Linked DNA regions of Homo sapiens: regions 1, 2 and 3 are each linked to region 4. A link is a loop called in an ENCODE intact Hi-C map of the cell type or tissue named here. Cell type or tissue: right lobe of liver. All regions are shown on one strand. Region 1 overlaps SLC60A1 (solute carrier family 60 member 1). Region 2 overlaps CDK18 (cyclin dependent kinase 18). Region 3 overlaps NUCKS1 (nuclear casein kinase and cyclin dependent kinase substrate 1). Region 4 overlaps SLC45A3 (solute carrier family 45 member 3).

Region 1 (8,000 bases), 75 kb after region 4:
CAGAGGCCCAGGCTCTTCTCCATACCTCCTAAATTAGAATCTCTGGGGTAGGGGTCCATGATCCTATTTTCTCTTTCTTTTTTTTTTTTTTTTTTTTTGATTTGAAGTCTTGCTCTGTCTCTCAGGCTGGAGGGCAGTGGCACCATTTCAGCTCACTGCAACCTCTGCCTGCTAGGTTCAAGTGATTCTCCTGCCTCAGCCTCCTGAGTAGTTGGGATTACAGGCAGGCGCCACCACGCCCGGCTAATTTTTGTATTTTTAGTAGAGATGGGGTATCACCATGTTGGTCAGGCTGGTCTCGAACTCCTGACCTCATGATCCACCCGCCTCGGCCTCCCAAAGTTCTGGGATTACAGGTGTGAGCCACCGCGCCTGGCCTTTTCATGATCCTATTTTCAAAAAGCAGCTCCAGTGAATCTAATGTATTTGGGAGTCACTTGTTCTAGGACAGTGTTTTCCTGAGCTTGCTGGATGATGTAATTCCCCTGGGGTATTTGTTTAATTTATAGATTGCTATGCCTCCTCCTGGACATTCGGATTCACTCAGTCTGGGTTGGGCCCAGGAACCTGATTTTCCTTTTTAAAACCCAGCACTCCAGGTGAGTGTCTATGGGCAATGCCTAACATATGTGGATGCTTCAGACCTTTATTTTCCCAAACCCAGATTTCCACCCACTCTCCTCTGTCTTAGCAATTGGCCTTGTGTCTGACCTAGACAGGGAAGCCAGGGCTGGCCCCATGTCTGTGCCCTTCCTCTTCTGGAACCTTTCCCCTTTGACATCGTTTCGCCCCAACTCCATGGACAGGGGCCTTCCTCCTTGCTGAGCTTAGAGCCTCCTCCACTCCCGCTCTCCATCCCACCTCCCCTCTGTCAGGGCCTTCCTCACTCGGTTACTCTCTCACAATGGTATTTTCACAGACTCCTCCTCCTAATAGGTGTCCTCCCTTTATCCTCTACTATAAGCAGGCCCATACCACCCTGAGTCCTGCAGAACACAACTCCCTTCAACTCAAAAATATTTACAAAGAGAAATGCAAATTCCTCCACTGCTCATCTCCCTCTCACCCTCAACCTCTTGCGTTTGGGTTTATCACCTACCTCCCATCTACATTGAACTGAAATTTCTTTCTTGGGGGTCAACTGGCACGAGGTCAAATCCAAAGGCCTTTCTTGGGGATCATGATCTTTGTCTCTGAAACTGCAACCTTATGTCCAAACCCGCTCTCTGCTAGAAATTCAACCAAGGAAATGCTTTCTTACCTGGACTTAGTACCCTCATTGGGCTACTTGGAAAGGTAGTGAGTTGCAGTTACTAGAGGTGTTTAAGCAGACAGTGAACCCCTTGGAAGGGATGTTATAGATAGAGGTGGCTCAAGCCTGATGGGAGGTTGGACTAGACAATTTGGCAGAAGTCTGTAATGTGGACCCCTGTGTCATGGATGGTGACCTGGATGGACACACCAAGGCAAGGGTCTTAACCCACTGCTCAGGCCCAGACCTCCTGCCTCCTAGGCAGATCAGTTCCTTGAAGGTCATCCTCCATGTCCTGCCTACTTAAGAATCACCTAGCGCTAGGCAGAGTGGCTTACTCCTGTAATCCCAGCACTTTGGGAGGCCGAGGCGGGTGGATCATTAAGAGGTCAGGAGTTCAAGACCAGCCTGGCCAACGTGGTGAAACCCCATCACCATTAAAAATACAAAAATTAGCCAGGCATGGTGGTAGGCACCTGTCATCCCAGTTACTTGGGAGGCTGAGGCAGGAGAATCACTTGAACCTGGGAGACAGAGGTTGCAGTGAGCTGAGATCACACCACTGTGCTCCATCCTGGGTGACAAAGGGAGACCCTATCTCAAAAAAAAAAAAAAAGAGTCACCTAGGAGAGCTACCAAATGCAAATCCCCAGGCCCCAGCCCAGAGGCAGTGATTCCGACGGTTGTGGGATCCCTGGCCTCCACAGCTTTCCACTGACTGGAGGGCTCTGAGCAGCTGGGCACCAAGGTAAACACAGGAGGACCAGGGCCAGCACTGGCTTTCCTCACGCTCATAGCCAGTTGTTGGCTGGGATGGGCTCCACACACTGCAGCCAGCACCTCCTACAGACCTTTCCTTTTATGTTTTAAGGGTATAAGATCAGCAGCCCAGAGAGGGGAAGGGACTTTTCATGGTCACCCAGGTAGGCTCCACCTCCCAGGCTCCCACCCCTTCCTCGTCATCCTCTCTCTCCTCTCTTCCCTCTACTCCTGAGTTCCCATCCTGCTGGCAGAATGTAGGCCTGGGCAAACGTCCTGGGGTAGGGCCAGGAGGAGGCGGCTTCTCCTGGGTCTCTCAGAAGAGAGAGGAGGCTATTCAGCTGCTTACCACGTTGATGAAAACCATGGTGGCCGGCTTCATTCTTGAGGATATGGGAATGGAGAGGAGCCGGCCCAGTGTGATGAAGCCCCAGAAGAGGCTGGGGAGGTAGCCAGCCACCTTGTGTCCCACAGACAGGGGCTTCTCCACAGCATAGCTGTACACGAAGGCGGAATAGGCACCCTGTGGAGAGACCGGGCGCTGTTGAGCACACCTGCAGCCCAGCCAGACAATGACCCTCACAAAGGGAGCCCAGGCTGGGCAGGTGTGGGGAGGGCAGAGGGAGGACTGCCTGTTCCCACTCCCAGAGGCTCAGCCAGGGCTGGGCTTGGAGTCAAGGCCACACTACACACTTGGCTCAAGCTGAGGACAGAAGCTGGGGTGCCTTAGCTTACAGACTGCACTGTGGAGACCTAGGGGTTCCAGAGAGGTGGCTCTGGATCTCCATGGGAGTGCCCGCAGGGCCTGGGCAGACAGGCACTGCTCCCCACTTCAACCAGAGCAGAACATGACTTAAAAAAAAAAAAAAAGGTGTGTGCAAGCATCTGGTTTTACAGATGAGAAAGCAGACAGAAGTGACTTGCCCGAGGTCACACCCAGTGCTGGAAGTCAACCAGTACTGTCACGAGTACTTTCCACCAGGTCATCTAAGTTTTTAGGGCTTTTTCTCTGGAGAGGTCATCATATGGCAATCAGTTGATCAGCCATTCACGACTGCCCTAATATAATCCTAAGAAGTTTCTGGAAAAAGGTGCTAACTAATGTAACAGAGGTCACTAGTGGCATGAACAGCTGGGCCTAAATTCCACCTGAAGCTTGTTTACAACACTGGCTCGAGACACCCAGGTTTGTAATGTATTCCAGGAAGCAAAGTACCCTGTTTATATAGCATGACCTCTAATTGGGGAATAGGGCACCACCCCTTTAAAAAATGCAGGTAGCCTGTCCTTGACAACAGACCAGTTAGGCCCCTACCTATAGCATTAACAAAAATAAAACAAAAATAAAAAACAATTGGCCAAGACAGAAGCCCATAGTACCAACGTGCTGTGACTGATTCTGGAGACAGTCACCCTAGGACTTCAGATTAAATTTTTGAATCAAGTGTACTCCAGGAGAAGTCTCCAGGAAACCTTCATGCTCCTCTCTTTCTCTTGCCTTTCCCAGACTGGAGTCTGGGGGTGAAGGGTCCCCCAGTAGGGGGCGCCCTCTGAGGCAGGCTCACCGTCAACCCATCCGTCATGAACAGTACCAGGGCGCCCGTGATGTGGATGGCAAAGAAGGAATAAGGGGCTCCTCTGAGGTTCTTCCTTTGGCAGCAGCTGAACAGGTCCTCATGCCCTGCAGGAGGCACAGGAAGAACAGGGGTGAGTCTCAGCTTCTGCTCCCTCCCTCTGCATGTCCCAGGGCCGTGGCTGGCAGTCAGAAGAGCCCTGCAGGATGGGGCCCACTTACTGCCTCTACTTTCACGACCTTTCTGTTAGGAATAACCCCTGTCCATCTCCCAGTCTTGGTGGAGCCAAGGCTCAGAGAGGTCAGGTGACTTGCCCAAGGTAACAAAAGGCAAGGCTGAGCAGAATGGAGGGTGAAGTCAGAAGTCTGCCTTCCTCATTCTCTTGGTCAGGTTGCACCATCAGGGCCAAGATTTTCTTTTTTTTTTTTTTTTTTAAAAAAAAAAAGGACTATCACCTGTGGCCAGGCATGGTGGCTTACACCTATAATCCCAGCACTTTGGGAGGCCGAGGCAGATGGATCACCTGAGATCAGGAGTTTGAGACCAGCCTGGCCAACGTGGCGAAACCCCTTCTCTACTTTAAAAATACAAAAATTAGCCAGGTGTAGTGGCATGTGACTGTAATCCCCGCAACTTGGGAGGCTGAGACAGGAGAATCGCTTGAACCTGGGAGGCGGAGGTTGCAATGAGCCGAGATTGCACCACTGCACTCCAGCCTGGGCGACGAGAGTGAAACTCTGTCTCAAAAAAAAAAAAAAAAAAAATCACCTGTGATCTAGGTTCACTCTCTCTGGGAGAGGGGTTACCAAGGAAGCCTCAACATGAGGCTGTGAGGATGCAGATTCATTAGAGCCCCTACCTAGGTGTGACTGAAACTTTGGGGGCAGTGAGGAGGCATCTTCCTTCTCAGGAGGCTGTGTCTCCAAGGCAAGCTCATCAGCAGACAGAAGCAGGGGCCTCCTCTGGGGACAGCAGGTCAGCAGCCGCTCCTTGGACAGCAGCATCAGCACAGCCATGGGCACTGGAAGCTGGGGAGCAGGCAGAGGGTCAGGAGAGCCCTGCCCTGAAGCTCCCCCTTCCCACGCCTGGCCTCTGCACACACTGCATGTGCATAGTCCTGGGAGAAGACAGCTCTTTTCTAAGGGTGCCCAGCTAAAAGCTGAGCCATCCCAACCTAAGAAGCCAGGTGCCTTGACCAAGGTAGGAGTGGGGAGGCCTGCTGTAATTGCTGCCTGATCACCATACTCGCGTCCCTGAAAAGACAGATATTTGTCGCATGCAAAGCTTAGACTCAAACTCTCTGCTGGCCCAGGAGAGGTGCTGGGAGTAAGCTTGCTGGAGTGTCACACCTCACACTCCTTCATGCTGGTGGGTTGCGTGATGCTTTACAAAGCAGCTTTGCTTTTGGGCATCACATCTCTACAAAACATGCTGGGGGATGTTATCACTTAGTCGTAACCTGTTAGAACTGGAAGAGATCTGAGGGGTAAACTAGAGACTGAGAGACTGCCCTGGTCACACAGTGGACTTGGGGCAAAGCCAGAATGGAGCCTGGCATCCTGATCCTTCCAGTGCTGTCTCTACCTAAGGAGATGCCTTGGTGATGTTGATCCTAGCAGGGCACAGAGGCTCTTCTCAGGGGCTTGAAAACAAAAACATGATCTCCTTTTGATTGAGAAATACATGTTTACGAACAGCCTGTACACATAAGCCCTATGTTCAGTTTGCTGCTATTTATGCTAAATCGGAACTCCTTCAGAGCAGTGGGAAATGGCTCCTGCTTCTGAGGTTGCCTGGGGAAGCCTCCACCACCTCCCTCAGGGGCCCCTGCTTGTGTCTCACCACCCTGGTTGCCAGGAAGTACCGCATCAAGTCTAACTATTGTCCTTCTTGCTGCAACTTCAGCCCAGTTCCTTTCACTTAGGAAAGACAGGAAGCCCAGGGAGCTGCAGATGTCTCCCAGAGGCTGGTGAGAGCGCCCAGCTATTGGGCTCTTCCTGGCCCACGGGAGAGGCATAGGATAGAGATGGAAGGCTGGCAGACTGCCAGCCCCTGCCTGGTGGTGTTCTGGGGGAGCCCTTCCCTGCCCCTGGAGGCAGGCTGGCTCTCACCAGTATTTCCTCAAGTCACCTAACAGGAGTGAAAGACAAAAACCACCCCTGTGTTGGCACCTCCCTATGGTGACCTTGGGAGCCTTTCTGCACACTCAAAAAGAAGTCAAGGTCAGACATGGCCCCTGGCAGTCAGGCCTGAGTGGGGAGAGAACAGCCCCTGCTGAGCCCTAATGGGGGAGACACAGCCCTTCCTCCAGTGTGAGGGGGGAAACAGGAAACCCACCCACAGAGGCCTGTAGTGGCAGAGTGCCTGAGTGAAGGCCAAGTGGAAACAGCTGTACAAGAGGCGTGATCGCTCAGGTGGGGCTTTCCAGGGAGGTGGGTGCTGGGAAGGGCTTCACAGAGGATTGGCTGGCATTGCTGGCAGGAACACACCCAATTTTATAAGAATTCCATTCAGGGAAGGCAGCCCCACCTTAAAAGTCAGAGAAGGGCAGGTGGGGTGCACATGTGTGTGTGCGTGTGCACCCACATGAGTACATGCACAGCCCATCTTCCTCCGTGCTGGACTGTTTATTTTCAGACACAAACCAATAGAAAAAGTCCGGAAATCCTGCAGCAAACAAAGTCCCTCCAGCCTGCACTTCATGGGGCAAGAGAGAACAAACCTCGGGCTTAAGCCGGACCTTCCGGCTTCCTGGTCTGGGAGTCTCAGCCTAGAGGTTCTACTGACACTGCTCCTTTCCTTCGCAGGTCTCTCCTGGAAGGAACGGGCCCAAAGCCGCATTCTTTCCAAAACAATGGATGGGCATGGGCTGAAAAGGGAAGGAGCAGACGGAGAGGGTGGGTTTATGAGAGCCCCCAGAGGAGATTCGGGCCAGGGAAAGGAAATCTACAAAGGAAAGGAAGGAAAAGGACTGGTGATGAGGGGGCAGCAGGTAGATGGTCTATGCTGAGGGTCAGGGCTTCCAGCCGGGCTCAGCCTCCTATCAGTCCCTTGTCAGGGCTTTGAGCTGGTGATGGCATGACACCCCCACCCTTGCCCTGCTGCTCACTGGAATGGTGGTCTCAAAGGCTCCTTTCAGTGCTATGTGTGTGGCATATTCTGAGGCTCAGCAGCAGCTGGGCAGCTGCTCTAGTGCCTGAGTCCAGCCCACCTGCCCCAGGAGAGCTGAGAAGTCCACCTACTGCAAAGAGAGGCTCTAAGCCACCATGACAAGCAGCATGGTGCCTCCATCCCACAGCCAAGACAGTGGCCACTGTAATGCTCCCCACCCCCGGCCCAGGAGCCAGGGATGCTCTGGTGTTCCCGACAGTCCTCCCCAACCCAGGTGGATGGGGGTAGGGGGTCTCCCCACCTGACACTCTGGCTCCAGTCTGGGCTAACGTGAGAGATCCCAACTTGGGTTTGCAGAGCACCAGAGGAGGTTTCCAGCTGGAGGCCAGAGTCAGTGCTGACTTGGCAGGGGTGTACAAAGCGGGCCTCGGTATGTGACGCAGTCACGGGGTGAAGTGGTCTCTCGCTGTTCCCACCATAGGCTGCCTTGGCAGGCAGGGCCCTTCAGAGGTCATCTTGTCTGTCTCCTAGCCTCCACAGGAGCCCCTGACAGGAGGGCACAGGAGAATCCCACCATTGATGAAGGGACCCAGAGAAAAACCTTCCACTTCCTGCCGGGGTCTGTCCAGGGTCCACTTCATCTGGCCTTGGAGGAAAAAACTAGTTTCCCACAGAACCTCAGATAATTCGAAAGTTGACCCTGATTTTCACTGTGCTCAGCTCACTGTTTTACCCTCCTTGAGAACTGCAATCACAGGTCGCTGAAGGATGGTGGAGTAGTGCAGGGGATCCCGGGGAGGGTTTGTCCTCCCATCCTCCTGCCTCTGGGATGCACACCTCAGCCCCAGCACGTTTCTCAGCATCTGAAGAATCTTCACTGGGTGTGGGGTGGACTGGGATGTGTGGACTGTCCACTAGCTCCCTACCTGGCCCACCCCAGGGACACTCACATTGATGAGGGCCATGATCCAGAAGGCATAGGACACTCGGGTCCCTGCCCCGTCCTTTGGAGTCAGCCCTGGGAACGTCTGGTTGGACCAAGGCTTGGCATCTACGTGGTGCTGGCCCAGCACCCTGGAGACATGGAACAGGTGGCCTCGGGAGGTGGTGTTGGCCGTGCTATTGGCAGGCAAGCAGTTGGCCTCAGACAGGAAAGGGTCAGCAATAAGGGGGCTCAGCAGAGCACCAAAGCCCACGAAGAAATGGAGCACCTGGGGACAGAGGAGAGGTGGCGGGTGGGGGTGGGGGTCAGTCTTCAGCCCGGGGAAGTGGTGGCCTGGCCTCCGGTCCAGAGGACCCACACT
Region 2 (8,000 bases), 130 kb after region 4:
ACACACACACACACACATACACACAAGCACACCCCACCCACACTCATTAGGCCTGGAGGGGGGACTTCAGTTCTCCATCTTTGGCATCAATCTATCAAAGTCAGCTTTTCTGTACGAGACTGCTCGCTCCTTTCTGTACATGAATTAAATATATTATCTGTCTCTGCACTGAGTCACACGACGTTCACAGTACCGTGGGGAGGAGTGGAGGGTGGGGGCCTGAGGTGGGCAGGGCAGGGGGCCTGGGTAGAAAGGCGAGGCTGGCCTCCCCTTGGCCTGTGCCATTCAGGATCAGCCCAGTGTTGAGGAGACCTGGGGGATACAGAGGGGAGCCTTCTTCAGGGGCCCCGGCCACCCAGGCTTCCAGCCCCCGGAGGCAAGCCTCTCAGCATCAGAGCCTGCTCCTGTTCCACGTTCCTCTCCCTCAGATGGTGGCATCTACACCTCTCCCTGTCGTGGCCGCCCTCTGGGGTGGCAGGGGCTGGGGGAAGCTGGTATTGGGATCAGGTGGACAGAGCCACAAGGGCTGGGAAGGAAGGATGGGGAGGCTGTGCGAGCCTTCGGGAGCTGAGGTCAGCCTGGCACCAGTGTCAGGGTGACTCTGCATATCTGGGTGCCGTCCCCAGGACCCTGACCAGGCCTGGCTAATCAGAGCCCTGGGATGATAAGGTAAGCAGGAGCCACCTCGGGAAGGGGTGGACAGGCAGGAGCCGGTCACAGCTCCAAGGGCAGTGAGTACGGTACCACCTGCCAATTTAAGGCAACTCCATTCAGACTGATGAGCTGGGCGGGGGCTGGCTGAGGTGGCAGGCGTGCAACTGGCGGTCCCAGGCCACCTCTGGACACAGCTGGGCATCCAAGCATGCCAGCAAAGCGTATGCCGGCACTGCTCAGCCATGGTTCAAGCCAGAGGGTGTCGGGGAATGAGGGTAGGGTAGGGCTGATGGAAAGAGTGGGGACTACTATTCCTTCTGTTGCTGTGGGACACCTGCCAGGTGGGGTAGGCTTTGGCACACATGTGGGTACCTAGGATTCCAGGGTCCCAGAGAACATGCCATGTCTCTTCTTGCTCTCAGAGGGGAAAAAGATGAAACGTGTGTGGGCTCCAAGGGGCCAGAAAGGGGGACTACCAAACTGGCACTAGGCAGGTCCTGGGGGAGGAGGGTAGAGCCTGTATCCAGGGCAGAGTGCCCATCCTGGCGCCTTGATTCTGTCATCCGTGTGCATCCCACGCAGGTGCCCAAACACCAGGGTGGGAGAGGGTACGAGGACCGCCCCCCCCTCATGTCCTCTCAGGGAAGCAGCTTATGCCAGCCCCAACGTGGGTAAAGGAGGGGTTGGTATGCAGGTGAGGGCTACTGGGGAGGCACACGGGAAGCACAAAGAAGAAACAGCCGTGGCCAGAAGGGCTGCCAAGCGGTCTTCCAGGCTGGCTGTCAGCCCTCGTTCTTCAGTCCTCCGAGGGCCACACAGGCTCCATCCTACCCGAATTTGTGCTCCATGTGATCTCTTGTCCCTTGGCCACAGCAAGGTGGGCGTGGCTCAGAAGATGCTCTGCCGCCTGTTCTTCCCTCGTCCTGGAGAATGGAGAAGAGGTGGGGCTGCAGGGAGGAGGCTGGGCTGACGGGTACCCCAGGTCAGCAGGGACAGTCGCTGTCCCCCAGAGCTGCTCTGACAGAGCAAGCAAGGGCATGCAAACAGGAGCCGGTCTGACCTGGTGTCAAATCCCATCTCTGCTACTTACTAGCTGCATGAACTTGTGACTTAACCTCCCAGAGCCTCAGTTTCATTGACTATGAAATGGGGAATATTAATAGTACTAGCTTCAAGGGGTATTTTAAGGATTAAAGAAGACGATGCATGGAAAGCATTTGTCAATGTCCAAGGCCATTGACTGTTCTAGGAACAAAGTACCGTTCTCCCAGGATGGAATCTGATTAGAGAGCTCAGGGTTTGCAGAGAGAATGCACCAGAGACAGCATGCCTCTTTGCCAGGGCTACTGTCAAATGCAATGTCCTGTCTGGGGTGGAGGGTTGAGGAGGGAAGAGCTGGACGAGGAAGTCTAGGCAGGAGAAACCAACCCCTTCTCTGCTCCCCAAAGAGTCCAAAGGGAAGCCAGTGGTGGGGGGACCATGGGAGTCCCCACTGGGGAGGGGTCGCCTGCTCTGGCTTCCACTAACAAGGGGAGGGGTCCAGGAGAGCACAAGCCCCTACCTGGCTGCTGGAAGGCCAAGCCTCGGTAGCCTGGGTCCTTCTGGAGCTGGATCTCCTTCAGGGAGAAGATGGAGGCAGCTGGGGGAGAGAAGTGCATAGTCTGGAGAGGGCTGCGTGGAGCTGGCCTCCAGTAAGGACTGGCCCAGAAGGACCAACTGAGCCCTCGAGGCAGCGTCTCATTTCCACTGTTTGCCCCCTCAATTTGGAATGAGAACCCCAGCAGGGGAGGCAAGGTGCCCGGGGCTGCTCTGCTGGGGCTGGGGCCTCTGGCCTCTTTGTTCTGGTTCTTCTGCCCACACTCACCAACCCCTTTCCTTGGTTCTGGGTGGCCCTGCTCCCGGACCCCCAGTACTCACTGTCTTCAAGCTGGTGCACACGCTCTCCCAGAGACCGGAAGTAGGAGTGACTCAGGGCAGCCTCTGCTGACATGCGACTCTTGGATTCATACTGAAAGGCACAGGGTGGGGCTATTGGGCCCGGCTGGGGGGCTGCAAACCCTCTGGGCAGCAGGACTCCAGTGCTGGTTAGAGCACCAAGGTGGGTGAGGCTTGAGGCTAACAGGAGAAGCCCCAGGTCAGCCTCCAGCCCCTACCACAAACCCAACCTCAGGCCATCTCAAGACTCAGGGGAAGGCTCCTCGGTCTCCAGCCACCAGGAAAAACCAGAAATGAAACTTCAGGAGAGTGACCTTCTCTTGGGATAGAAATACAGATGCAAACCAACCATGATCAGATGGAGAACATCCGTAACAGGAAGCGTAGTGCCGATAACAACCCTTCATCGTGTGCCTTACAAGACAGGCACCACACTAAGTGTGTCCCGTCATCTCAATGTATCCTCACGGCCATCTTATAAAATAGGTATTAATCCCACTTTGCAGCTGAGGAAACTGAGGCATGGAGGAGCTCTGTAACTTGCCCAGAGCTACACAGCTAAGTAACGGGTTTGGGCTCGCAGTGCACAGACTCCAGAGGATGTGTATGGAGGCCACCCCTTGGCCTTGGGGGTGGAGAGTACAGGGGAGATGTTTCAAAGACGTGTAAGCACACGAGCCACAGAAGTTGGGGCGTAGGCCCGGCATGGGGCACAGGGACCTGGCTCTTTGGCTGCCTCTCCCTGGGCCCCGCCGGGAGGACACTCACCAGGAGCAGGCTGCTCAGGAGGTGGATGCCATCCGTATCCAACCTGCAAGGAGAAGGCGCGGACACAGGCTGTGCCTGATTGGGGATGGGAGAGCCAGGGCCGCAGCAGGAGGGGCGGCGGGCGCAGGGGCTACCTGGGCGCGTGGTTGATGAGCGGCTGCGGGAGGTAGCAGGGGAAGCTGTAGGTGCGGAACTCAGAGAAGGCGGTCACGCCGGGCCACGTCTCTTCTGTGGGGGTCCCTGGGGAGACGAGAGAGGGTGGGGAGGGCCTGCGTGAGGCCCAGGGCCAAGGCCGACTTGAAAGGGATGCAATGTATGAGGTGGGAGCAAAGATGGCCGAGGCCACAGGGGGTCCCCGCCCGGGAGAGAGGCGGCCGAGCCGCTCCTCCCCGTCCCGCTCCGCGCCTGGGCTGGAGGAGTTCCGGCGCCCCCTGGTGGTGAGAGGGACGGAGCAGCGGGAGACTGACCGAGGAGGCGAAAGATGAGGTGCAGCTCCTCCTTGACTGTGGAGCCCGGGAAGAGGGGCCTCCCTGTGGCCATCTCGTAGTGGATGCAGCCCACGCCCCTGCGAGGAGCAAGGGGTAGGGTCGGCATCAGGCAGGGGCGGCCGCCCTTCCTAGGGCTGCTCCACCAGGGCACCAATGACGACCTGCCACAGGCGGCTGCAGGGATCGTGGCTCTGGCGGCGGAGGGGTGGCCCAGGGCAGTGGAGGCTCCTAGAACTGCCCAGCCCCCACTACAGCCCCTCTCTGGGGGGCTTCCCTGGGCTCGGGAAAGCTGCGACTTTCACTCTGTGAGGAAAGTCCCCTTTCACTCTGTGAGGTTTGGGTCTGTGCAGCCAGCGCCCATGTGGCAATTCTCTCAGCAGTGTTGTCTCAAACTCTCTCCACTGTGTGCCCCACTGGAAGAGAAGTACATAAATCCATTCTCCTGGGGAACCTTGGGGCGGAGTCACAGCAGCCATTCATAACCACCGGCGGCTTGGCTTGCAATTTGGGCTGATTTTTCATTTTACACCAAATCATACACTTGTTCATTTTAACATAAAAATAGTACTTCTCTTTCAAAATTTTCACTGGGACTGATGCTTGGGGAAGATTCATCGTATTTACTATAGGGGCCCTCCTGGACCCTCTGGGTCTCTGGTAACCCCCCACAGGCCTCTGGGGGAGGATTTCAAATGCACAGGCTTGGGGGTCTATTTAAGCCAGGGAAACCCTAACCTATTATATTTCAGACCTAATTTTTTAACATCCATTTCAGCAGGATGTCACAAGGCTTTTAGGCAAAGGAAGTTAGGCAGTTCTTCCCCGAGGCCCTTGGGGAAGCAAAGGAGAGTCTGGAGGTGTGGCCAGGCCTGTCCTCCCCTCCTCGGTCCCCACAGTGCTCACTCACCACATATCAATGGGGGTGGAGTACTCTGTGGATCCCAGCAGCACATCGGGGGGCCTGTACCACAGGGTCACCACCTCATTGGAGTAAGTCTTTGTGGGCACTGACTTGGCCCTGGCCAGTCCTGGGGGCAGACATGTCACTGGACCTCTGTCCACAGGTGCTGTGGGGTTGACTGCTATGCCCTCCCCCACTGCACCCACACCCTGAGGCACCCCAGTAGCGTCAGACCCCCACCCTAGCCCCAGCCTCACCAAAGTCGGCCAGCTTCAGCTCCCCCCTCTCGTTGATGAGCAGGTTCTGGGGCTTCAGGTCCCGGTGCAGGATCTTGCGGTGGTGACAGTAGGCGAGGCCCCGGAGCAGCTGGAACATGAAAATCTGGGGGAGGGGGAAGAGAAATGTGGGGTGGAAGGTGGCCCTGAGCCTCTGCTCCAAGGCTGGGACCAGGATGGGGGCAGGGGCTTGGCAGTGAGGTCAGCACAAGCCCCTCATTCTCCTGCACACCCTGCAGCCCCCATCCTGGACCCCACCCACACCAGGGAATCCCATCCAGAGGGGAGGACAGCAGGGGTGCAGAGGACGCAGTGAGTGTGGGGGAGGCCAGCGAAGTCTCAGTCAGGAGCACGGGGGTCAGGATGCCCGCCTATGTGGAGACATATGTGCTTGATCCCTTTTTTTTTTTTTTTTCTTTTAGAGTCAGGGTTTTACTCTGTCACCCAGGCTGGAGTGCAGTGGTGTGATCATGGCTCACTGCAGCCTCAACCTCCCGGGCTCAAGTGGCCCTCCTGCCTCAGCCTCTCAAGCAGCTGGGACTATGGGTGCACGCTACTGTGCCCGGCTAATTTTTCAATTTTTAGTAGAGATGAGGTCTTGCCATGTTGCCCAGGCTGGTCTCAAACTCCTGGGCTCAAGCCATCTTCCTGCCTTGGCCTCCCAGTGCTGGGATTACAGGCGTGGGCCACCATGCCCAGCCTTGATTCTTTAACAAACACCAGGAGAGGTCATTCATAACCCCGAGCTTCCCCAGAAGCCTCCCTGCATTTTGGCAGGTAGCTCACACTCCCATTTGACAGACTGGGAAACTGATGTTCAGAGTTGAGAGTGGGTTTTATACCAACAGCTAGACAGTGGCAGACAGTGTGTGTCTGTTCTTGGGGTAAAGCGCTCAACCCAGTTCCTGGACTCGTTGATGGCATTGCCCTCTCCCTCTTTCCTACGTGGGAAGGTCTGAGCCACCTCAGCAGCCGGATCCCTGGTGGTGAGAGTGGGTCCCCACACTGGGCTTCTGGACAGGTGGCTGCCAAGATGGGGGGACCCTGCCCCCGAGGCCTCACCTTGACGTTGTGCATGCTCATGAGGTTCCCACAGTGGTCCAGATACTGCTTCAGGTCACTGTCCTGGAACACAGAGCGTGGCTCAGTCCTGCCCCACGCTGACCCCTGGCCAGAAGCCCAGACACAGGCTGAGGAGAGGAAGCCCCTCCCTGGGAAGGGCCCACGCCCACTAGTGGGACAGGTCCCTGGCTCGAGCCACCCGTAAGCCTGAGCTCTTGGCCCACTCCTGCACGGGAGCATCTGAAAATCTGATTCCAGAACAAGGCCTGGGTCGCCCTCATCCCACTACTCCCACTCCCTCAGCTTCCCACTCCCCTACCCACACCCCGTTTCCACCACAAGAGGGAGAGGCGGCCAGCCCCAGCCGGACTCTCACCAGGTACTCAAACACCAGGGTGAGGGACCGATCTGTGTGGATGAGGTCATGCAGGGTCACAATATTGGCGTGCTTCAGGTTCTTCAGCAGAGACACTGTGAGGAGACAGATCCACCTGGGTCCCTAGGACCCCATGTGTCCCCATACCCTCTTTTCTTGGGGTCAGCGCCAGGAGTCCCATTCCAGCAATGATCCTCTACCCCCAGCTCCCACAAGGGTGCAGGCTGGTGAACCCCTCCTCCTGAAGCCCCCAGGGGAGCGTGGGAGCCTAGGATGCTGTACCCTCTCGGATGGCAGTGCAGGGCGCTCCCTCCTCGTGCTCCAGCCGGATCTCTTTCAGGGCCACAAGGTTCTCCGTCAGTTTGCTGCGCCCTTTGAAGACTGTGGCATAGGTGCCCTGGGATGGAGGGCCACAGCGGCCCCAGGCGCATTCAGGTGCTGCTGGCCTCTGTCCAGTGCCTCCCCATTTGTGCCTCTGCCTGGGCTACGACTGGGGCCTGAGTGCCCTTCCTCCCTTTACTGACATGCTGTTTCCTCCAAAGCCTACTTCCTCCAGGAAGCATCCCTAATGACTCCCCAGTCGGAGTGAATCCGTCCTTCCTCTAAGCCCCAGCACGCCGCGTGCCCGTCTATGATAACACCAGGTTTTTTCTTCCTTATACGATGCTGATGTTTACACAGAGGTCACCTCTTTGGGCTCCTGGAGGGAAAGGGCTGTGTGTTCCCTCTCTCTATAAACCTTCACCCACCCCAGGCCTCTGCACAGTGACAACAAAAATAGCTAAGTGACACAGCACTTCCTATGTGCCAGGCATTGTCTGTGTGCCGTACATAAGCTGATTACAGTAACCTGCCCAATCCTCACAATAACCCTATGTGATAGGACAATTACTGTCTCATTGGACAGAGGAAGAAACTGAGGCACACAGAGAGGTCATGTAACTTGCCAAAGGTCACAGAGCTAGTAAATGGTGGAGCTAGGTTTTGAACCCAGGCAAGAAGGACTTGCAGAAAAAAAAAAGACTGGATTCTGCCCAGGGCCATGGCTACTCTATCCTCACGCCCTCCTTCAGGATCTGAGCTCACTTCAATCCCTGCCAAAGCCTGGGCCAGAGCGCACAGCCAAGACTGTGCACCTCTATGGGGCAGGGGCCAGGAGAGGGCCAACCAGAGAGGGCCGACCAGAGAGGGCCGACTAGGGAGGTCTGCCCCTCCTCCAAGCCATCCTGCCTGGCTATTCGGAGAAGACCAAACCCAGCGTCTTACCTCTCCCAGTTTGTCCAGTTTCACGTATGTTTCCAGTTTCCCAAAGCCAATGTCTGACTGAGAGGGAGAGACATAGAATGCCGTGAGCTTGAAGCCCTTAGCAGCTCCACAGACATGACGCCTCCCCCAACTCCAGCCTCTGGGAGGGAAGGGATGAGACTCCATGGTGGAAGGGGCTCCTTTTCCCTTTATCCCTGTGATAAAGGACAGAGCTCGTGAAAGTGTGAGTTTCTTCCTCCCAGGACAGCCAAGAGTGTAGAGCCCAGAGCTGTGGC
Region 3 (8,000 bases), 51 kb before region 4:
GGAAAAAACTTTCACCTTAAGAATTTGAAAAGGAAGAAACCTGGGCTCTGGTCTTCATGGCATTTAGACTGAGATGCTTAAACAGAACAGAAGTAATACGCATTTCCTGCCATAGGATAGGGAAAATGTAACAAGCTGGTTGCTCTTGAGGTTAGAAAATTGTCTGTTTCTCTGTGGATGAAGCTGGATTTACTTGAAAATGGAGAGTTGGCTTATTGTTTGAATATTGGGACATCAAGCTATCTATAGCCAAGTTTCAGTCGCAACCAGTTTTCCCTTTGTCTGGGGTAAATTCGATACAAAATGATTCTTTTTGAATCCTGAATCCATAAATTACACTTTTTTTTTTCAAATTCACAAAATTCACAGTGGTGCTGACTGTGTAATAACCACTATTGGGAAACATCCCGTAAACCTGCCTGTTGCCATGCCAATGGAGTGACTGAACTGGTGACATCTGTTTGAGCATGCTTTGTGTGGCTGGTAGAATGCCACCGTTGTGCATACACTTTGTACATCAGGGGTGAAGGGAGGGTTTTCTAGATTATTGGGGGAGGGTAAAATTGGGATTTTTTTGTTGTTCCTTTTTTGATGGGGTGTGGGGGTATAGTACTCAGCTTATGCCCTAAAATAACATGTATAAAAACCCCTGAAGTATTGTGTGGGTGTGTACGTGTGAGTGTGTGTTTGTATACATCTGGCAATTAAAGCTTTGTCTTCTGGAACTTAGTGAATTCTTTTCTCTTTTTCCTCCAGAAGTATTTGTTACAAGATTTGTAAATAAGAGCTCTACTTAGTTTGTTTACCATGAACATGTTGCAGCAAACCTTATGCATCTAATTCCTACAAGGTTAAAGAAAGGCTTTTAGACTTGCCAGGTTAAGCAACAGCCAAGTTCTCAGTAATTGTTTGCCTTGATTTATCTTTTAGACTTCATTTTGCCAGCTCTAAAACTCCCAGTCTTCCTTGATTTTAGTCCTTAATCTTTTATGTTCTGAGCAGGAAGGGTAAAAGACAGGAACCTGCTTCACTGTATTAACTAGTCCATGGGCTGAGACCGGGGCATCTCTTTTCTTCATACTGCAATGTTGCTAGATACATGATCAGACACCAGAGGGTTGGGCATTCTTGCAATACCTTAACAGTGCTGAAATCTGCAGCATGGTACTAAGGAAGTTAAAGTTTGAATGTAACCACTTTATTTAAAAGGTTTTTTTCTTTAATTTAAATGAAATGGGGTTGAAGTGAACATGATTTTGTTGACCATGTTCGTGAATTACAGATGCAACATGCATTGGTAGAATCGTGTGATGGTCTTTTGTGATACTTAATTTTTACATATCCCAGTCTCTGTATGTATCTGCATAGACAAAGAAAAAACAAACTCCTGCTTTGCTTTTATTGAAGGGTTTCCAGGACTGCGTGTCTGCTCCTGAGCTCTGTTTTAAGTATGTGTATCCTTTGCTTGTATTTTGTATTAAAAAAATAAGAAAAAGAAGCCTTTATTGTTGAGCATGTTGGCATTGTCCCCTTTATTTTTTTCTCTTTTTGGGACATATGAAGCAAGTTATTCTTTTTCTGTATCTTTTTTTCTTTTGTAAACTTTTTTTTTGTTTTGTTTAAAAATGGCTTTATAAAAGGGCTTTTATAACCCAGATGTGTGCTCTGTGTACTTCTTGTAATACCTTAAAGCAAACACACTAACTTACACAGCTTTGTTAATCAGCTCCCAGTTCAGCCTGACTTTGTGGGAACTTATTTCCCTAATAAATTATTTAGAAACTTTAACAGTGACCATCCCTGTTGTTGGTAAAAGATAAACATGTCTTGGTTCAAAAGTTAATACCTCAGGATGGAATCAAGAAGCAGTAGACTTACCAGTTTGATTAATTAAGGGAGCACTGGACTGGGTGCGTAAGGATTCTTAATTAGCATTTTTTCTCATGTTTACATCCAAGGTTATGAAGTGTTGTGGAAAGCAAAGTTTAACAATCATATATAATAAAAGATAATGTTTATACTCACAGAACACACTTGCATTCAATTCCAAATACCCATAAGAACTACGCTGAATTTTGAATTAAAGATTACTTGTTAGGTGGACAATGTGGTACAAGATCCCTCTTTAGAACTGGGCTGATATTGTAGCTATTAGGGCTTTTTTCTTTTTAACTTTTCCTCTTGTTTACATACTTGCCTTGTCAGCCAAATACTATAATTGAAATGCAAATTTGGCTTTGAAATTAAATGCTTTGTGCATCCTGTTATCCGTCAGTGACTAGCTAACTTTTTAAATTTCTTTCTTTCTTTTTTTTTTTTTTTTTTTTGAGATGGAGTCTTGCTCTTGTCGCCCAGGCTGGAGTGCAATGACATGATCTCAGCTCACTGCAAACTCCACCTCCCGGGTTCAAGTGATTCTCCTGCCTCAGCCTCCCAAGTAGCTGGGATTACAGGCATACACCACCACACCTGGCTAATTTTTGTATTTTTAGTACAGACGGGGTTTCACTATGTTGGCCAGGCTGGTCTTGAACTCCTGATCTCAAGTGATCTGCCCACCTCGGCCTCCCAAAGTTCTAGGATTATAGGCGTGAGCCACCCCTCCCGGCCATTTTATTCTTTTTCGGAGATATGAGAGTCTTGCTATGTTGCCTGGGCTGGTCTCAAATTCCTGGACTCAAGGGATCCTCCTGCTTCAGCTCCCCCAGTAGCTCAGATTACAGGTGCAGGCACACTGCCCACATACATTTATTTCTTAATATAATGAGTTGTCTCAGGTTAAAGTTGAATTTGGATGAGCATTAACCATCTACTTTTCCTCATAATCCTTAAGTATTTTATGGATAACATAGACAATTTTATGTTTCAGGACAGTGCTGAAGAAATGCAGTCTGATTTAAAGGATTTCAAAAACCAACAAGTGGATAAACAGATGAAGAGAGGTTAAAACACACTTGGAGCTACCTAGACTCCTATCCATGAACATCGGTATACAGTACTACACTGTAGTTGTGCAACACATATTACCTCATTTAATTTTTCCAACAACTGTGAGATCGGCAAGTGTTTGTTCTTCCAATATTGTAAAGAATAACCTGGTTCAGGTAAGATGAGGTTTTATGTGGTACCTGATGTAGCTAGTATGTAGTACAACAAGGGTTTGAATCAGTGCTGTGTGCTTTAAGTTATCACAGTTGTTCGTTCTAAAGCCAGCTCCCTTTGGTATACATGGGTCCCTTAAGCCTTCTTCCTGGTATTGAGCTTTTGAGCATTTTGCTGTTCTCTCACATCTCCCAGTAACAGTGATACTTGAACCAGTCCAATGAGTTACATCAAAGATTTAATGGGGAAAGTCGGAAACTTCAATGAGTAAGGAGATTTCTCATTGAATACTTCGGTTTGCTTGAAAATCCTGGTGACCCCTAGACACAAAGCCTCAAATTATTTAAAAGCTTTTATTTTCTGATTATGTCTCATGATAGTGACTGTTGAGGAAAATGTTCGTCATGTTGACTGTATAGCAGTTACAGTCTGCCAGTAGAGGGCAGTGTTTGTCCTCCATAGGTAGTGGAATGCTTGCTCTCCCCATCTCATTTTTAGATACTATCAGACTAGGCTCAGGACATTTTTAGATACTGTCGGCTAGGCTCAGTTGATATTCTGCAAGTGTATCAACACCTTGCCACTTACTTGGGTTATCGAAGCCCTGTGATCAGTGTACCCAGTTAACATCCTAATGTATGTAGCAGCAATCTTTTCTGAATTTTAAATAGGAAATAGAATTTCTTGATTCATGCACATCTGTCTTCTTGTGTTGTTCCCTCTTTATATCTCCTAAGCCTATGTGGATAACATCCCGAAATAGAAGTGCAGACTGAAATTTCAAAATGCAGCTGTGAACTCTTTGCCCTATTTTGAAACAGGTGTTGTCTTTGAAATTGCCTTCCAGCTCAAAAGCCTTGTTTCTTGTACAATCAGCACTGATATGTGTTCACACACAACAAATACTTAGATTTGTTTTCAAGGTAATATGGTAGTTTGTGTTCCTTTATCTTGATGACTTGCTTCTCTTTTCCTCCATTATCTTACTAGAATAGATAGGTACTCATTTTGACATGCTTTGGCTGGGTCACCACCAAGAGAAATCAGTATTATTCATGGGTGTGCCCCCTGGTTCAATAGTAAACCCTGCACAAATATTGTGAAATAAATGCTGTGTTAATTCTGGGGTCAGGGAGTGAGAGGGTACAGCCAGAGTTCCCATCCTAATAAAGCAAATAATTACTTTAAACTATGATAACAAAATGTTGGAAATAATTGTTTGCCTTGATTTAGCAGTAAGCTGGCACCCAGAAGGGATTTGTTTAAAAATCTAACTTTAAGGAACAGGTTGATCAAGGAAGAGTACACATATATATTATTATTGGTAATGTTTTAGCTATTAAGTTGAATACACAAACCCTTTTATTAGAATGTGTAAGACCACCTCCTTGGCTGATGTACAAAGCAATGTGTGTAATAGTTATACTTTTTCCATCTTGGGAAGAAACACAAATACACAGTCTATATGTAGTCAGGGCTCTCCTGATTATAAGAGATTAGGGTAGATGGGTAAAGTAAGGCTCTGAAGGAGATAGAAAGTCATTGATCCAAGAAAAATGATAGCCTAAATTTTAGGATATGATAACTACCAATTTGGTAACCCTAGCTGATTGGTTATCTGGTAAGAAGTGTCTCATCCATAAAGAACTGAACGTGTGTAGTAATATAATTAACAAAAAATAAGGTGCAGTGGCTCACACCTGTAATCTCAACATTTTCAGAAGCTGAGGCAGGAGGATTGCTTGAGGCCAGGAGTTCATACCAGCCTGGAAAACAGTGAGATCCTGTCTCTACAAAAACAAAATAAACAAGTTAGCTGTGTATAGTGGCATGCACCTATAATCCCAGCTACTGGGGAGGCTTAGGAGGAAGAATCACCTGAGCCCAGGAGTTCAAGGCTGCAGTGAGCTATGATCGCACCACTGCACTCCAGCCTGGGTGACAGAATGAGACCCTGTCTCTTAAAAGATAAAAAGAAATAACGAAAAATAGATTGTGAAACACTGGTGTTTACCAAGAAGTGTGTAGACAGTGACCCACACTGGATCCTCATTTTGTGGCTATAAATTGGGTCTCTTGTGGTTCACTAATTCAGCCTAGAGGAATACAAATACTAAACACTTTAAAAATATCGTTTTACTTCTAAGGTAATCAGGAATAATGATATAGCTAAGCTCTTTTATAAGGCACTAAATGTCTTTAGGAATCAAAGACTCAATGGACGTTCTGTTTAGACCTTGGAACATAATCTGGGGCTTCAGTAACCTGACTTCAAATCTAATGCATGCCACATCTCAGTTACAAACCCCAAGCTCCCCCTGTTTTGTCTTTTCCTCCTGCTTCTGACCTAATTAACCCCATCTTTCTTTTCCTTCGTGTGTGTATGTGTGCGTGTGTGTGTGTGTGTGTGTGTGTGTGGATGAACAGTTAGTTTCCATGGGGTTAGCGTTTTTGAGGCAAAAATATTGTTTATACATCAACTAGATAGTCCTAGAGGTGGATGGGGAACCAGCTGTTCGGTAGAGAGCCACACAGTTGGCCTGAGTACAAGATAAATAGCATTCCTAAGCTCTGTTGTAGGGAATGCTGGTGTGACTTGAAGTACACAGGATATACACAGTATCTAGTTCAAAAGAGTGGTTTTTGTGCTAAACCTTATAAAATCACCAGTCCTGGGCCATTGGCAAAGCAAGTCAGTCCTTTTCTCACCTTGCTTTCCTTTCTCTTGCCATGCACTTAAGGGAAGCAATAAGACCTCTAATATTTAGCTCTTGGGCTACTCTTCTCTAGAAGTCAACACCATTGCACAGTCACTGTGCAATGAGAGAAGCAGATGGCTCTCTCTCTGGGAGAGCTAAGTCTAAGTAAGGACACACTAATAATACCAGACAGTGGAAACAGGAGTTCTTAGAGCACGTGTTGCTTCCACAGGTCACCTCTGAATTAGCCAGCAATATTTATTGACAATGAAAATTGTGGTGACTATATTCCACCAAAAATTGGGATCTGTGCTACAATGAAGAGTTCTTTCATATTCCTCAACAGGAAAAACAGTTTAAGGTATAGTTTGGTTCTCATGATATTGGCATGTCTGGATACTTCTATGGTTTAAGGGACTGAAGCAGACAATGTTGAAAACTGGAGTATTCCAGGTAATGTATGTGAATAGTATAAAAAGTGCAACAGGTGTTCCACAGCAGAGTTCAGAACAGCACATCGTGCTAACTATAGCATGAGTAGTCATTTGTTTTATTTGAACCCCCAATCACTTTTCCTTGTCTGGCGACCTGCTTTGGAGAAGCTATGTGGCTGGTTGCAGATGAAGTCAGATCAATCGACAGGGTGATCTTGGGCAAGTCAGCTTATCCGCCTACCTCCCACTCTATGCTCGTTTCTTCTTTTTATATAATGAGGATTATAAGGGACTGATTCTCCTCTGCTTCAAAGGGACATTATGGGGCCGGGCACTGTGGCTCATGCCTGTAATCCCAGCACTTTGGGAGACAAAGGCAGGCGGATCGCCTGAGATCAGGAGTTCGAGACCAGCCTGGCCAACATGGTGAAACCTGTCTCTACTAAAAATACAAAAATTAGCTAGGTGTGGTGGCAGGCGCCTGTAATCCCAACTACTCGGGAGGCTGAGGCATGAGAATTGCTTGAACCCGGGAGATGGAAGTTGCAGTGAGCCAAGATTGCGCCATTGCACTCCAGCCTGGGTGACAAAGTGAGAGTCCATCTAAAAAAAAAAAACAAACCAAAAGGACATTATGAGAATAAGTGAGGCCATGGGTACTTAATGCCTAGAACACAGGCTGTCTATGCACATATGTTGCTATTGGCACTGTAGACCAACTAGCCTCAAACAAAAGCAGCGATGTACCTCCAGGCAAGGTTTATGGGGGCTGAAAACCTCATTCCTGCAGAACTGAAATCCTTTTAGCTTTGTCTCTGAAGTATAAATGAGTTATTTATTAGTAAGAACACTTACTCTTGCAGAAAGGTAAACTTTAACCAGCTCACAGTATAGGATGGTTTTAGAGGGGAGGGAAGAGTGACAGTAACTTCCAAGTCACCTGCACTAGTAAAAGTTTTGTTTTGTTTTGTTTTGTTTTTTCCCAGTGTACGTACACAGAATTATTGATTGGATCTTGAATGCTTCTTTAGCTTCTCCTAGGAAAAAAATAATTTTATCCAATGGTTTCAAACTGTATTTCTAGTTATGGGATATATATTACAAGTGAGAGAACATTCATTTTGGACTGGAAACCTATTACAAATACTTGTCAATAGCATATTTTCAGTCTATGAAATCATCCTATTTTTGTGTCCTTGATCTTTCAAGTTCAATACCAGAAAGGAAGCCACAAAACTTACTGGAGCCATGATTGGGGACAGAATCCTGGGGCTCAGCTGGGCTGTTTTACTGATGAAATGTGACATCCTGTGTTCTCACAATACTGAAGTCTCACTAGAATGCTTTTTGTGGGTGGCCCCTATCATGAGACCCTTACATAGACTGATAACATTTTGGCAATTGAACCCCAGGGACAAGCTATAAGATAGACACCGCCCTCATCCCCCGCAAATTCTCTTCAATCTTTGGGGAAGAAAGACCCAATTTCAACATAGTGAAGAGGCCGTTTTTAAAAGTTTGATTTATGTAAGTTGAGTAACAGACTGTATAAATACTGAAATTTTGGTCAGGAGCCTGTTATCTTGTAATACCCTCTTCCTCTAGATTGCTAAGATCATCATTTGTGCTTCTTGGATTGATAAGATAACTCTCAGAAGTCTGAAGTTCCTCTTGTCATGTTATCTTGCTGAAGGAGATAGAACTAGTCATTTGGCTTTGGTAAAATTTTCACTTGTCTCAACCCAATTTCTATCACTGAGTTCTG
Region 4 (8,000 bases):
CCCAGCCATTGACTCATACTACTTCCCTTCTTGCAGGCATTGGTCCAGTGCTGGGCCTGGTCTGTGTCCCGCTCCTAGGCTCAGCCAGTGACCACTGGCGTGGACGCTATGGCCGCCGCCGGCCCTTCATCTGGGCACTGTCCTTGGGCATCCTGCTGAGCCTCTTTCTCATCCCAAGGGCCGGCTGGCTAGCAGGGCTGCTGTGCCCGGATCCCAGGCCCCTGGAGCTGGCACTGCTCATCCTGGGCGTGGGGCTGCTGGACTTCTGTGGCCAGGTGTGCTTCACTCCACTGGAGGCCCTGCTCTCTGACCTCTTCCGGGACCCGGACCACTGTCGCCAGGCCTACTCTGTCTATGCCTTCATGATCAGTCTTGGGGGCTGCCTGGGCTACCTCCTGCCTGCCATTGACTGGGACACCAGTGCCCTGGCCCCCTACCTGGGCACCCAGGAGGAGTGCCTCTTTGGCCTGCTCACCCTCATCTTCCTCACCTGCGTAGCAGCCACACTGCTGGTGGCTGAGGAGGCAGCGCTGGGCCCCACCGAGCCAGCAGAAGGGCTGTCGGCCCCCTCCTTGTCGCCCCACTGCTGTCCATGCCGGGCCCGCTTGGCTTTCCGGAACCTGGGCGCCCTGCTTCCCCGGCTGCACCAGCTGTGCTGCCGCATGCCCCGCACCCTGCGCCGGCTCTTCGTGGCTGAGCTGTGCAGCTGGATGGCACTCATGACCTTCACGCTGTTTTACACGGATTTCGTGGGCGAGGGGCTGTACCAGGGCGTGCCCAGAGCTGAGCCGGGCACCGAGGCCCGGAGACACTATGATGAAGGTAAGGCCTTGGCAGCCAGCAGAGGCTGGTGTGGGAGCCGCCCACCAGAGACGACACTCGGGGCTGTGTCTGGGCTGGTGCCTCTCCATCCTGGCCCCGACTTCTCTGTCAGGAAAGTGGGGATGGACCCCATCTGCATACACGGCTTCTCATGGGTGTGGAACATCTCTGCTTGCGGTTTCAGGAAGGCCTCTGGCTGCTCTAGGAGTCTGATCAGAGTCGTTGCCCCAGTTTGACAGAAGGAAAGGCGGAGCTTATTCAAAGTCTAGAGGGAGTGGAGGAGTTAAGGCTGGATTTCAGATCTGCCTGGTTCCAGCCGCAGTGTGCCCTCTGCTCCCCCAACGACTTTCCAAATAATCTCACCAGCGCCTTCCAGCTCAGGCGTCCTAGAAGCGTCTTGAAGCCTATGGCCAGCTGTCTTTGTGTTCCCTCTCACCCGCCTGTCCTCACAGCTGAGACTCCCAGGAAACCTTCAGACTACCTTCCTCTGCCTTCAGCAAGGGGCGTTGCCCACATTCTCTGAGGGTCAGTGGAAGAACCTAGACTCCCATTGCTAGAGGTAGAAAGGGGAAGGGTGCTGGGGAGCAGGGCTGGTCCACAGCAGGTCTCGTGCAGCAGGTACCTGTGGTTCCGCCTTCTCATCTCCCTGAGACTGCTCCGACCCTTCCCTCCCAGGCTCTGTCTGATGGCCCCTCTCCCTCTGCAGGCGTTCGGATGGGCAGCCTGGGGCTGTTCCTGCAGTGCGCCATCTCCCTGGTCTTCTCTCTGGTCATGGACCGGCTGGTGCAGCGATTCGGCACTCGAGCAGTCTATTTGGCCAGTGTGGCAGCTTTCCCTGTGGCTGCCGGTGCCACATGCCTGTCCCACAGTGTGGCCGTGGTGACAGCTTCAGCCGCCCTCACCGGGTTCACCTTCTCAGCCCTGCAGATCCTGCCCTACACACTGGCCTCCCTCTACCACCGGGAGAAGCAGGTACTCATTGGCCAGTGGGTGGAGTCAGGGTGGGAGGGGTGGTCTGGGTTTTTGGGAGGCCAACTAGCTCAGAACCTGGTATCTGGCAAGCAACTTTGGAGAATGCTTCTTTGAATCAGAGAAGAAGCTTATCCTAGCCCCAGGGCCAGAGGCTTGGGCTGCAGAACAGTGTAGATTAGATTCTGGGAATGACTTCCTGGGGTCAGGACTGTGTAGCACTTGAATGGATGATTGCAGGAAATGCAAAATACGATAGTGGGAATCCCGAAGGGTCAGGCCAGCAGGAGCCCTAGGCTTCTAGGCTGGTTGTTCTATGGAGAGGCAGGGCGCTGAATCAGATGACCCCTGGGCCATTCAGCCTCAGCAGACGGGAGTGGGAATGGTCCAGCCTTAGCAACACCTTTCTTCAGGGAGCAGCAACCTGACTTAGCCTGTATCCTACTCTGGTCTCTGAGATGGGGCAGGCTCCTTCCTACCCCCTTTCTTTCTGGCTTATTTTTCTTTTCTGTCTAATTCCCTTTTCTTTTCCTGCATCCCTCCTTTGCCTCCTTCCCTTTCTCCTTCCCCTTCCCCTTCCCCTGTGGCAGATATCTGAGCTTGACACCTGACCCACTCACTTGGGCACTGTGTAAGTTGTGGGGACCTCCTTCTTGGTTGGCCCTACACTAACCAGCCCCTCCAGGGGCCCCTTTCCTTGGGAAGCCACCTAACCCAGGTAGTGTGGTCATCCTTGTCCCCTCCACTGACCTCACTGAGCTACAAACCTGGGTGCTGGACTCTGCCTTGAGGGGCATGAAGTTGGGGTGTCCCAAGGGAGGAGGAGATGCAGGACTGCTCTCATAGAGCTCTCAGACTGTAGGGAAGACCTGCCCCTGCGTCTCGTAGCACTTGAGGAGAGGAGTAGGTAAGTTCGTAGCTGAGAGGCTGGTTAACTGAGTAGGTAGCTGCAGGGGTGAGAGGTATGGAGGGGAGGGGCTAAGGTTTTGGTTGGGGGAGCCTGGTCCCTGAGACCCCTGTTAGCCCACTGATAACCTTCTTCAGCCTTCACTCTTCTGCTTGCCTGGGCTGGGGGCAGGGGGCTGGCATCAGCGGCCAGGCCTGAGTATGTGCTGTCGTGCCAGGGAACGTTCTGGGGCTAGCCATCTTCTCCAGATGGAGGAGCATGTCTGTCCTCGGACCACTCCAGACTCCAACCTCAGCGGACATTCCTGGGGTGGCAGGCAGGGAGGAGAAGTCCTGGGAGGCCCCTTCCTAACAGCAGCTGATGGCAGACTTGGCACTGCACGCTGTCTGCCTGTTCCTTTGCCCACTTGTTGAGCTGCATGGTGAGCCGTGGGCTTCCCTGGTGTCAGGTTTGAGCTCTGCCATGGCTCCCACCTCGCAAATGCAGCCAACTCAACTCTTCTGGCATGGGGACAATGTTGGATAAGACCTGGCCTTGTCCTTAAATAGGAGGCTCTGGGCCATCAAGGGCAGGGGTTGGGGGGATGGTGGTCGACCAGTCACTCTGATCTAAGTCAGACAGCAGGAAGGAAGTGAGAAGCCTTCAACATTAGCACAGCTGGGGCTGGGGGAGGTGGGAAGAGGGACATTCCTCCTGCTTGGGGTCTACTGGATTCTCCCTGCCCCAAGGCTGGGGACAAGGGAGCTCATGGCAGGGCAGCTACCCTAGTGGCATCTGGGACCCCAGAGAGGCAGAGCTTCTCTGCACCGGGCAATGAGGATTTCCAGATGTCGGAGTGGAGGGCAGGCAGGAAGGAAGGTTAGGAGAGCCTGCGTGGGGTTTGGGCCATCAGGGGCCCTGCCTTGGCTTTTGTTCCTCTGTTCTGTGCATCTCTTACCACCGTCTTCATTCCCCCTGTGTCTTTTCCTTACCTTGGAGCTCTGTTCTCTCTGATCTGTGATATTGAGTTTGTCTGCCTCTTACCTGTTCTAAGAGGCTAGAGGAGACCTAGACTTCTGGGTTCACATTTGTCCCCGCCCTACCCCGTTACCCTTCTCCCACTCCTGAGGAAGGGTCCTGGTTAGACTTGGACCAAGTAGGGTCTCCATCTTCTCTCCTGCTCCTGATTCTCATGAAGTCCCATTGCCCCTGGGATGGAGGCAAGGGTCTGTTCTCACAGCTGGGGTGGTGCCAGTGCTGGGTACACACCTGTCCTCTTCCCCTTTTCTTCACCCCTCTGCCTTAGGTGTTCCTGCCCAAATACCGAGGGGACACTGGAGGTGCTAGCAGTGAGGACAGCCTGATGACCAGCTTCCTGCCAGGCCCTAAGCCTGGAGCTCCCTTCCCTAATGGACACGTGGGTGCTGGAGGCAGTGGCCTGCTCCCACCTCCACCCGCGCTCTGCGGGGCCTCTGCCTGTGATGTCTCCGTACGTGTGGTGGTGGGTGAGCCCACCGAGGCCAGGGTGGTTCCGGGCCGGGGCATCTGCCTGGACCTCGCCATCCTGGATAGTGCCTTCCTGCTGTCCCAGGTGGCCCCATCCCTGTTTATGGGCTCCATTGTCCAGCTCAGCCAGTCTGTCACTGCCTATATGGTGTCTGCCGCAGGCCTGGGTCTGGTCGCCATTTACTTTGCTACACAGGTAGTATTTGACAAGAGCGACTTGGCCAAATACTCAGCGTAGAAAACTTCCAGCACATTGGGGTGGAGGGCCTGCCTCACTGGGTCCCAGCTCCCCGCTCCTGTTAGCCCCATGGGGCTGCCGGGCTGGCCGCCAGTTTCTGTTGCTGCCAAAGTAATGTGGCTCTCTGCTGCCACCCTGTGCTGCTGAGGTGCGTAGCTGCACAGCTGGGGGCTGGGGCGTCCCTCTCCTCTCTCCCCAGTCTCTAGGGCTGCCTGACTGGAGGCCTTCCAAGGGGGTTTCAGTCTGGACTTATACAGGGAGGCCAGAAGGGCTCCATGCACTGGAATGCGGGGACTCTGCAGGTGGATTACCCAGGCTCAGGGTTAACAGCTAGCCTCCTAGTTGAGACACACCTAGAGAAGGGTTTTTGGGAGCTGAATAAACTCAGTCACCTGGTTTCCCATCTCTAAGCCCCTTAACCTGCAGCTTCGTTTAATGTAGCTCTTGCATGGGAGTTTCTAGGATGAAACACTCCTCCATGGGATTTGAACATATGAAAGTTATTTGTAGGGGAAGAGTCCTGAGGGGCAACACACAAGAACCAGGTCCCCTCAGCCCACAGCACTGTCTTTTTGCTGATCCACCCCCCTCTTACCTTTTATCAGGATGTGGCCTGTTGGTCCTTCTGTTGCCATCACAGAGACACAGGCATTTAAATATTTAACTTATTTATTTAACAAAGTAGAAGGGAATCCATTGCTAGCTTTTCTGTGTTGGTGTCTAATATTTGGGTAGGGTGGGGGATCCCCAACAATCAGGTCCCCTGAGATAGCTGGTCATTGGGCTGATCATTGCCAGAATCTTCTTCTCCTGGGGTCTGGCCCCCCAAAATGCCTAACCCAGGACCTTGGAAATTCTACTCATCCCAAATGATAATTCCAAATGCTGTTACCCAAGGTTAGGGTGTTGAAGGAAGGTAGAGGGTGGGGCTTCAGGTCTCAACGGCTTCCCTAACCACCCCTCTTCTCTTGGCCCAGCCTGGTTCCCCCCACTTCCACTCCCCTCTACTCTCTCTAGGACTGGGCTGATGAAGGCACTGCCCAAAATTTCCCCTACCCCCAACTTTCCCCTACCCCCAACTTTCCCCACCAGCTCCACAACCCTGTTTGGAGCTACTGCAGGACCAGAAGCACAAAGTGCGGTTTCCCAAGCCTTTGTCCATCTCAGCCCCCAGAGTATATCTGTGCTTGGGGAATCTCACACAGAAACTCAGGAGCACCCCCTGCCTGAGCTAAGGGAGGTCTTATCTCTCAGGGGGGGTTTAAGTGCCGTTTGCAATAATGTCGTCTTATTTATTTAGCGGGGTGAATATTTTATACTGTAAGTGAGCAATCAGAGTATAATGTTTATGGTGACAAAATTAAAGGCTTTCTTATATGTTTATTGGCATGTGTTTCTTTTAGGAGGGGGAAAGACCTGATCTTTCTACAACATTCTTAACTCTCAGTTCAGGGAGCCCTTTGGCTTTTGACAGCTTCACTTCCCAGTGGCCACCAGCAGGTGGAGGCATAGACCAGCACTCTTTGTGTCAATTGCCAATTGTGGGGGGTTGTGCTGCACCTTGGACTGGGGGGTTTCGGAGTTGGGGAGAGGGGGTCAGAAAGAGTCTGAAGTGTGGGGCAATGGTGGCATTTTCCTTCTAAAAGACCCCTGAGTAGGGATGGGCATGATGACTCACGCCTGTAATCCCAGCACTTTGGGAGGCTGAGGCAGGTGGATCACTTGAGGTCAGGAGTTCCGAGACCAGCCTGGCCAACATGATGAAACCCTGTCTCTACTAAAAATATAAAAAATTAGCCAGGTGTGGTGGTGCGTGCCTGTAATCCCAGCTACTCGGGAGGCTGAGGCAGGAGAATCGCTTGAATCCAGGAGGTGGAGGTTGCAGTGAGCCGAGATCGTGCCATTGCACTCCATCCTGGGTGACAAGAGTGAAACTCCATCTCAAAAAATGAAAAAAAAAAAAAAAACCCATAGTGTGGCCAGGAGATGGAACAAGCACCCATCACCCACAGCATGGGAATAGGGAATGCACTTGGCATGTGCACGATGAGGCTTTTGACCCCACTGTGCCTTGGTTCATGCCCCTTCCCCTCTCCTCCACCCTCGTGCCAGGTCCGGTCAAACTCAGAGTCTTCCCTGCCCTGCCATCTCCCCGATGCCTCCAACCTCGACTGGCCTTCCAGTTCCTTAAATTCCCAAGAGTTCAGTTCCGTTAATAACCTGTGCAAGGGCTTGTTTTACCTATTTTAAAAAAATGTTCTACATTTAACTTTTTTGTTACGGAAAATTTCAAATATACACAAGTAGGGAGCCAGATATAAAGAACCAAGCTGCAACAGTTATTAACATTCTGCTGCTTTGTTTCATCTTTCCCTTTCCCCCATCCCCTAGGGTATTTTTAAAGCTGGTGCCAGACAATTTAGTTTCACCTGTATATACTTCTGTATGTGTCTCTAAGAAATAGGACTGAATTTTTAACAACTTGATCACAATACCATGATATCCCACAAAGTATACAATAATTCCTTATCAATTATCCAGTCCATGGACAGTTTTCTCCAATTGCCTCAAAAATTCTTTGGTTGGTTTGAATCAGGAATCAACTGAGATAAACAAATTGTATTTAGTTGCTGTGTGTCTCAGGTTTCTCTTAATCTCTAACAGCTCCTCTATTCTTTCAGTGCTACTTATTGATGAACAATAATTTTTCCTACAGAATTGCCCCCATTCTATATTTGGCTGACCGTATCCTCAGAGTGGTGTTTAAGATGCTCCTCTTGAGCCAGGCACAGATGACTCACGTCTGTGGTCCCAGCACTATGGGAGGCTGAGCCAGGCAGATCACTCAAGCCCAAGAGTTTGAGACCAGCCTGGGCAATGTGGTGAAACCCCATCTCCACAAAAAATAAAAAGATACTCCTCTTTGTCCTCTTTTTTTTTCCCCTGTAAGCTAATAAGAGCTAGGAGGCTTGAATAAATTTAGATAGATTTATTTATTTATTTATTTATTTATTTATTTATTTATTTATTTATTTATTTATTTTTGAGACGGAGTCTCGCTCTGTTGCCCAGGCTGGAGTGCAGTGGCATGATGTCAGCTCACTGTAACCTCCGCCTCCCAGGTTCAAGCAAATTCTTGTGCCTCATCCTCCCGAGTAGCTGGGATTTACAGGCACGCACCACTATGCCCAGATAATTTTTTGTATTTTTTGGTACAGACGGGGTTAACCATGTTAGCCAGGCTGGTCTGGAATTCCTGACCTCAGGTGATCACCCGCTTTGGGCTCCCCAAGTGCTGGGATTACAGGTGTGAGCCACCGTGCCCAGCCAGATTTTTATTTATTTTTTGACAGGACTATTTCATAAGCGGAGCTGTGGAGATGGCATCATCTCATGTGGCACATCATGCCTCACTGTTCCACTTTCAGTGGGTTCAGGTGATGTCAGACTGACCCATCCATTATACGGTTTGTGGGTTTTTTTGGAGACGGGGTCTCACTCTGTCACCCCGGCTGAGTGCAGTGGTGCAATCATAGTTCACTACAGCCTCCACCTCCTGAGCTCAAACAATACTCTTGC

Evidence for each region. Hi-C counts contacts between places; a loop is a spot of excess contacts. Peaks named below come from ENCODE experiments on the same cell type or tissue, not always from the same donor. Only the 100,000 strongest peaks of a DNase experiment are listed, where the experiment ranks them.
Region 1: a loop joins it to region 4, with 4 times the contacts of the local background. A loop is called at or near these places in 104 of 110 quality-filtered maps.
Region 2: a loop joins it to region 4, with 6 times the contacts of the local background. A loop is called at or near these places in 94 of 110 quality-filtered maps.
Region 3: it touches region 4 in a loop (2.2-fold over the local background); 95 of 110 quality-filtered maps call a loop at or near these places.

Annotation. Positions count from the first base shown.
Region 1 is chr1:205,580,568-205,588,567 of GRCh38, reverse strand. SLC60A1 (solute carrier family 60 member 1) reads right to left here. Exons shown (of 10, transcript NM_181644.5): 3 at 7,647-7,907; 4 at 4,445-4,613; 5 at 3,577-3,692; 6 at 2,361-2,534. LOC124904491 (a long non-coding RNA gene) reads left to right here. Exons shown (of 3, transcript XR_007066823.1): 2 at 3,519-3,718; 3 at 6,393-7,648. Among named protein-coding and RNA genes, the nearest start is that of SLC60A1-AS1, 15 kb to the right of the region's middle. RefSeq lists enhancers at 1,507-2,297, 2,777-2,826. In right lobe of liver, a CTCF peak has its summit at 3,555 (motif pointing right); no DNase peak of the experiment used is centred here.
Region 2 is chr1:205,524,921-205,532,920 of GRCh38, reverse strand. CDK18 (cyclin dependent kinase 18) reads right to left here. Exons shown (of 16, transcript NM_212502.3): 5 at 7,726-7,782; 6 at 6,742-6,856; 7 at 6,460-6,554; 8 at 6,084-6,146; 9 at 5,004-5,127; 10 at 4,753-4,873; 11 at 3,825-3,922; 12 at 3,492-3,597; 13 at 3,358-3,400; 14 at 2,572-2,662; 15 at 2,216-2,293; 16 at 131-1,577. The coding sequence ends at 1,543. Among named protein-coding and RNA genes, the nearest start is that of CDK18, 24 kb to the right of the region's middle. RefSeq lists a silencer at 3,669-3,788. In right lobe of liver, CTCF peaks have their summits at 3,594 and 3,799 (motif pointing left); a DNase peak (open chromatin) is centred at 3,800.
Region 3 is chr1:205,706,848-205,714,847 of GRCh38, reverse strand. It overlaps NUCKS1 (nuclear casein kinase and cyclin dependent kinase substrate 1), which reads left to right. Exons shown (of 7, transcript NM_022731.5): 7 at 1-2,026. Among named protein-coding and RNA genes, the nearest start is that of SLC45A3, 30 kb to the right of the region's middle. In right lobe of liver, a CTCF peak has its summit at 3,542 (motif pointing right); DNase peaks (open chromatin) are centred at 447 and 3,567; H3K27ac peaks cover 6,536 bases.
Region 4 is chr1:205,655,655-205,663,654 of GRCh38, reverse strand. It overlaps SLC45A3 (solute carrier family 45 member 3), which reads left to right. Exons shown (of 5, transcript NM_033102.3): 3 at 37-822; 4 at 1,529-1,794; 5 at 3,984-5,804. The coding sequence ends at 4,421. Among named protein-coding and RNA genes, the nearest start is that of SLC45A3, 21 kb to the left of the region's middle. RefSeq lists enhancers at 560-1,115, 1,116-1,670, 2,990-3,578. In right lobe of liver, CTCF peaks have their summits at 4,362, 4,563 and 5,899 (motif pointing right); DNase peaks (open chromatin) are centred at 4,544 and 5,919; H3K27ac peaks cover 3,031 bases.